2 separate regions of the Homo sapiens genome follow, and region 1 is linked to region 2. The links are chromatin loops, found by intact Hi-C in ENCODE. Cell type or tissue: endothelial cell of umbilical vein. All regions are shown on one strand. Links, peaks and the distances in the headings refer to the core of each region. The heading gives the core; the rest is flanking DNA. Region 1 has its middle 240 kb from the start of LINC02424. Region 2 has its middle 35 kb from the start of LINC02424.

Region 1 (2,930 bases), core at 178-2,677, 200 kb after region 2:
ATAAACATTTTGGGAGCGAAGACTATAAAAAGCAGGCTAGGTCAATGTCAGGTGACAGTATGATTAGGTATTGATTTTAGCCATTGTGCCCCATTAAGTAGGAACTTCTTAACAAAAAGTTAACACGATGCTTAGAAGAAACAAAGCTAAAATTTCCAGTAGGTTTAGAAGAAGATATGAATGAGCTTCCTTAAAAGTTGTAAAAACTAAACCTTTTAGACAAGAAGCTGTACTGGTTATGAGAGAGAATTTGTGTAGTATTAGCGCAGTCTGAGTAAGAGTGGCAAAGCCCAGCAACCACATTCATGTGTTTACGCACTGTTTCTTATCTATGGCGACATCACTCTAAGCTCATTTTTATCAGATATTATGTACTGAATCTTAAATCAAGATTTAAAGGTAAAGTTTTTGGGAGAGACATCCATTATATTGTATTTTATATTTACTTTGGAAGCCCCAAACAGAAAACTTCCCTGGCAGAAGATTAGCTATAACATGATATTCTGAAATACTGTGTAATAAAATTACTGTTGTAAGAATGGGGCTTGGAAGAAAAGATCAACAGTATTTTCTTCTTTCTCACTGTAACCACAGCAACCTTAATTGTGACTTCGTATTGGATGCCTTCCATAAACCACTTAAGCTTCGCATGGAAAAAACAGAAAAGGGGGAAAATTAGACATGACACACATCTCTCTACCTCAATTCTTAGTGCCTTCGTTCTGCACTCTTAGCTTTCCAAGGCTGAAAATGTATTGCCACTGTCTTCTCACTATTTCTCCTAACTCAATCATCTCCATCTTCCATGGTGCTGCCAGAGCGATTTTTCTAATACATGTGTTTGAGCTTGCTTTTTCTCTGCTTTAAGGTTATTTGTTTGTTTGTTTGTCTGTTGTTTGTCTTTTGAGACAGTCTCACTCTGCCACCCAGGCTGGAGTGCAGTGGTACAGTCTTGGCTTACTGCAACTTCCGCCTCCTCGGTTCAAGCTATTCTCCTGCTCAATCTCCCGAGTAGCTGGGATTACATGTGTGCACCACCATGCCCAGCTAATTTTTGTATTTTTGGTAGAGACAGGGTTTCACCATGTTGGCCAGGTTGGTCTCAAGCTCCTGACCTCAAATGGTCCACCTGCCTCGGCCTCCTAAAGTACTGGAATTATAGGCATGAGCCACCACATCCAGCCTGCTTTAAGTCTTCAAATGTCTCCTACATATGCAGTCAGTGTGGAATGCAAGGACTTACATGAATCTACTTCTTCAATTTGAAGGTGACAATAATCATGGTGATAAGAATGACAATAGCTATCACTTGTTGAGCATCTTCTTCAACTAGATACTATGAGATATTTTAGATTCTATTTCCTTTTAGTTTTCACAGACACCCTAGAAAATAATTATTATTCTCTCCTTTAAAATCATAAGACTCCGATACATTAATTAACATGTTCAAAGTCACCTAGCTACTTAGTGGTGGGTCAGATCTTTGAGTCAGAGCTTGTCTTACTTCAAAGCTCATGTTCTTTCCCCTATGATCATAACTTACAGCTTATCCAGATGAATCTATGTGGAGCTCCCCAGAAGCTTCTCAGGGTTTCTACTCCCTATGCTATCTTCCATTTGTTCTAACTGTCTGAAAACTGTCTCTCCTTGATCACTTGGAAAATCATTACTCATCCTTCAAACAACTAAACCCTCTTTTCTCTCTGAAGCTCTCCCTGCTATACTTCTTGCCTAGAGGCACTTAGGTAATCAACTCTGTCTACTGCCTGTAGTGAATCCTGTATGTAACTCTATTACAACACCTAAATTTTCACATTGACTAAGGTTTGCATATCCGACTCAGTTTTTGTACTATAATTTCTCTTATGACAAGTGTCATAAATTATTCCTTTATACATTTTATGCAGTTTCTAAAAGTAAAGTAATTCCAAAACATTATAATAAAAATATAAGAAAAATAATTTGGAAAAAGTTTCAGATTACATGTTTTGTGCGTTGTACCACCTGCTACTGAAAGATGTTTGTCTCTGTTTAGTCATGAAAACTCCTCTATTCGGTTTTTTAATAGACTCACTTGGCATCTCTGATTTGAATTCTTCAAGGCTTCCTTTCTCTGCTGGTCTATGCTAACCAAGATGTTTCTCTTGTATTGTTGTTTACCTACCTTTGCCCCAGTGGCTAATGACAGGCTAGAGATCTACTGGTCTTCCTGTTACATGACTCTAATCTCATTTTTATCAGATAGTATGTACCAAATCTTAAATATCTTGGATACATGCAAGGGTTAAAGTTTGAGGAACAGGCACCCATTATATCTTATATTTACTGTGAAAGCCCAAAGCAGAAAATGTCTGTTTTGCTGAGACCAACTGGTAAGCTGGCTTCACTGGGGAAAAGGAGACGGTACCATTTCAGCTAGCACAGAAACTTCCATATAAATGAGAGAATACGCACAATTACTGGACATAGCATGTTGCCCATGTGAATAATATCTTTAGATGATAAAGGCAGAAATAATATTGAATACCTCTGCTTGGTTATGCTCGGTTTCCTGCTCCTTAGCTACCAGGTCTGTGATTTTAGTAGACACGTCCTGTTTTTGCTGACCTCCTTGGCTTTACTTGGTCTAGAATACACTGAATGTGAATTTCCATGTTCTCTTTTTTGTTGAAAAGAAGCTTCAAGTTCCTAAAGTCTAGGCACAAGAAATGAGCAAATTATCTTGCCCCTGAGATTTGGAACAGAAAAGAATAGACAGTGTTACTAAGAAGACTACCCAGTGTGATTAGTAAAATTTAGGCTATGATCTATCTTTTTTTTTGTATCCCAAGTTTAAAAATTTATGCAAGACTGCTAAGTAAAGGATAAAATATTTAATCCATAAATGAGACTCACATTCTAAATCCTGCTGTACACAAGGAAAAGAAAGC
Region 2 (2,930 bases), core at 180-2,679:
CCAGTAAATAGTAATTAAAACCATCACACAAAGTAATCTAATGAAATAATGAAAGTTTTAAAAACTATCAGAAAAATCATCTATACTTTTAATTAGTATTTTACATGTTATTTTATCAGAATTTGAAAACATTTACTAAATGTAATAGGATTAAGACGCTTCTCAGCAATTATTTTTTAAAGATACAAATGAAATGGACAGCATGCACCATAACCTTCATTGAAAGAACTATAAGCTGCTTATGCTATTGCTGAGACTTGCTTATGAGGCATATAAAAATCAACAAACAAATACAAATAGCTTCAGATGGAGAGCATGAAAAGAAGCCAGGAAAAGGGTCATTCCAGTTTAATGATAAAAATTCAGTGGAACCATTTAGATCAAAACAATATCTGGTCATCTGCATGGTCAAAGGAACTAGGGTGAATTCTTTACATTTCCACCATATTTTAGATGAATGATGTTTTGTAGATTAATTATACTAAAAGAATATTGGTAATGATGTGAAAGTAGAAGAAGTAAGGACAGGAAAACAAAATTTTGGAATGTGGTCACAGTTTTATGTTCTAAAAATGCCTTCACATTTAGGTCTAATGAAGTCTTTCCTGTTTCACATTTTCTAGTAAGAAAAAGGATTCAGGACACAAAGATTTTGAGTAACAAAAATGAATATTCCCCTTTTTAAACCACAGAGTGTAGATGATTTTATTTTATCTGCTGCTTATGAGTTGATTATCTACCTTTACTAGAGGCACCTCAGATGAATACTTCATTGCAGTGTAAAATTCTGTAGCTGTCTATAATACATATAGACTTCCAAATATAATACCATCCTTCTCTATCCAATTAAGGAAAAATCTATACATGCATATATGCACTTTAATCTATAATCACTGCTTGGGAAACAAAAACAAGATATATCTGCCTTCAATGAGTTTACATTCTAGTGGGAGAGAGAAATTGCAAATAACCATGGACAGAACATGAGCTGTGAAAGAGGCAGCATGGTGAGGATAGTGGGCTATGTAGCCAGGATACTAGGATTCAAATCTTGGTTTTGACTCCTAACATTCCTGTGTCTTTGGATAGATTACATTCTAGTTTCTTTATAAAACAAATGATAATGAGAATACCTATCTCATAGAGTTGTTTTGGAAGAAAATGAGTTAATTGAGTAAACTGCTTGTCATATAGCAATGTCAGTAACACATGGCAAAGGAGAAAAAAATGTCATGGGGTTAAGAGGAAGCAAAGACCAATAAAGGAACTAACAGTTGCTATTAAAGGATACCCTTTAAAGACCGTCAGTGATGTATTGAGAGAGGAGGATAGAAAGGGCAGCTTCAGGCTAAGGTAACAACATGTTAAATGTTAGGGGAAGGAGGTAGTAGCTCAGTTTGATTGCAAATGGGATAAAAATAAAAATGTAGGTCCAAACATATGCTAAGGACAACTTGTATTGGGCTAATAAGATTTTGCTTCCTCAAAATATATAGAAAGTCACTGAAGATTTTTATGCCAGGGACGAACAGTCAAATTTTTGCTGTCAACATATCATTCTGGTTGCTTTATGAAAGAAAAATTGAGCATAAAAGAAACTAGAGACAGAGAGCTTAGAGAGGGCCGCAAAATCCAGAACAAAACGGGGGTAACTGTGATCATCGCTTAAAAATCATTTATTGGCTTGCCAACTAGTTCAAAAATTATCTTATCTAACTAAAGGTCCTATTTAGTAGCATGCAAAATTTTACTTGCCCTTTCTATCTGTGTGTAGACTTCCACTCTATCATATATATATATATATATATATATATATACACACACACACAAACACACACACACATACACACACATATGTATATATGTGTATATATACACGTATATATATGTGTATATATACATATATACGTATATATAGCATTTCAGACACAGTTTTAAAATTATACAAAAAATAGCTATATTAACAGACTGTCTTTCCTATTTCCTGAACATTCTAAACACAGAAGGAACCTCTTCTTTTTCTCATAACTGTGTTTTGTTTTGAAGATTAGACTTGTAGAGGCTTACAGAGGCAACTTCTTTTTTCATTCAGTGTCTGTTGGCCTGCGCACGAGCAGTGATAAACCTGACCAACAGTCCTTTCCTTCTCCTTGTTTTCCTTTTTTTCTGCCTCATTTTTTTCTCTTTCTAGATACCTCTGATCTATTTTTTATATTTCACAGCTTACTTCTGTCTTGTTTCTTTCCTTCCTTCTTCCTAAAGGAATCAGAATATCTTAACACTTTCCTTCTTTCTTCCCACCACTGAAGCCCGCAGGGTCTTTGTTTAGCTAATGGACCCTGTTCTGAAGAAACCATGCAATCTGAAATAAAGCAACAGGCAGTCCAGATAGAATTGGGGTTCTTGGTTCCAGTTGCAAAATGGAAGAATAGCCAGCATTACTTAACAGAAACAGTATGATTTGAGTTCCTGAATCTTCTTTAGAATAAGTTCAATCCTGAGTCTCTGGAAAGAAGAGCAGTAAGTGGCCTGGTTTTGAGGCCTGCTTTAAGAACTGTCCCAAATCCCAGCTTTGATCATCAGTCACATGAATTTAAATAAGTAAAAGGTATCTTGTTGACTAGTTCGTAAAAACTAGATGGAGCATGCTAAAAATTAAAAATAGATAACCTGTTAATTAAAAAGAAGATTTATTTATTAAGCAAATCAGGAAGAAGCAAACTTTCAGGAAACTAAGCTTTTTTTGACACATTTCACAGCATGCCTCATGGTCTTTCTCATGGGCACTCTGGCTTGTTAATCACTTCAGCAGCCTGGTTTTATCTGTTTCACCCACTTATGGGTGAAATTATGGTGAAAAAATGTGGCTGCTGCAAGCTTCTAAATTGACATGTCCTCAGTTCCAGGGGCCAAGAGCACTGAACTCTTCT

Evidence for each region. A loop is a pair of places that touch in the nucleus more often than their neighbours do. Peaks named below come from ENCODE experiments on the same cell type or tissue, not always from the same donor. Only the 100,000 strongest peaks of a DNase experiment are listed, where the experiment ranks them.
Region 1: it touches region 2 in a loop (2.1-fold over the local background); 3 of 110 quality-filtered maps call a loop at or near these places.

What each region holds. Positions count from the first base shown.
Region 1 is chr12:78,593,526-78,596,455 of GRCh38, forward strand. No RefSeq gene overlaps it. Among named protein-coding and RNA genes, the nearest start is that of LINC02424, 240 kb to the left of the region's middle. In endothelial cell of umbilical vein, for the core only: no CTCF peak of the experiment used is centred there; no DNase peak of the experiment used is centred there.
Region 2 is chr12:78,393,343-78,396,272 of GRCh38, forward strand. No RefSeq gene overlaps it. Among named protein-coding and RNA genes, the nearest start is that of LINC02424, 35 kb to the left of the region's middle. In endothelial cell of umbilical vein, for the core only: no CTCF peak of the experiment used is centred there; no DNase peak of the experiment used is centred there.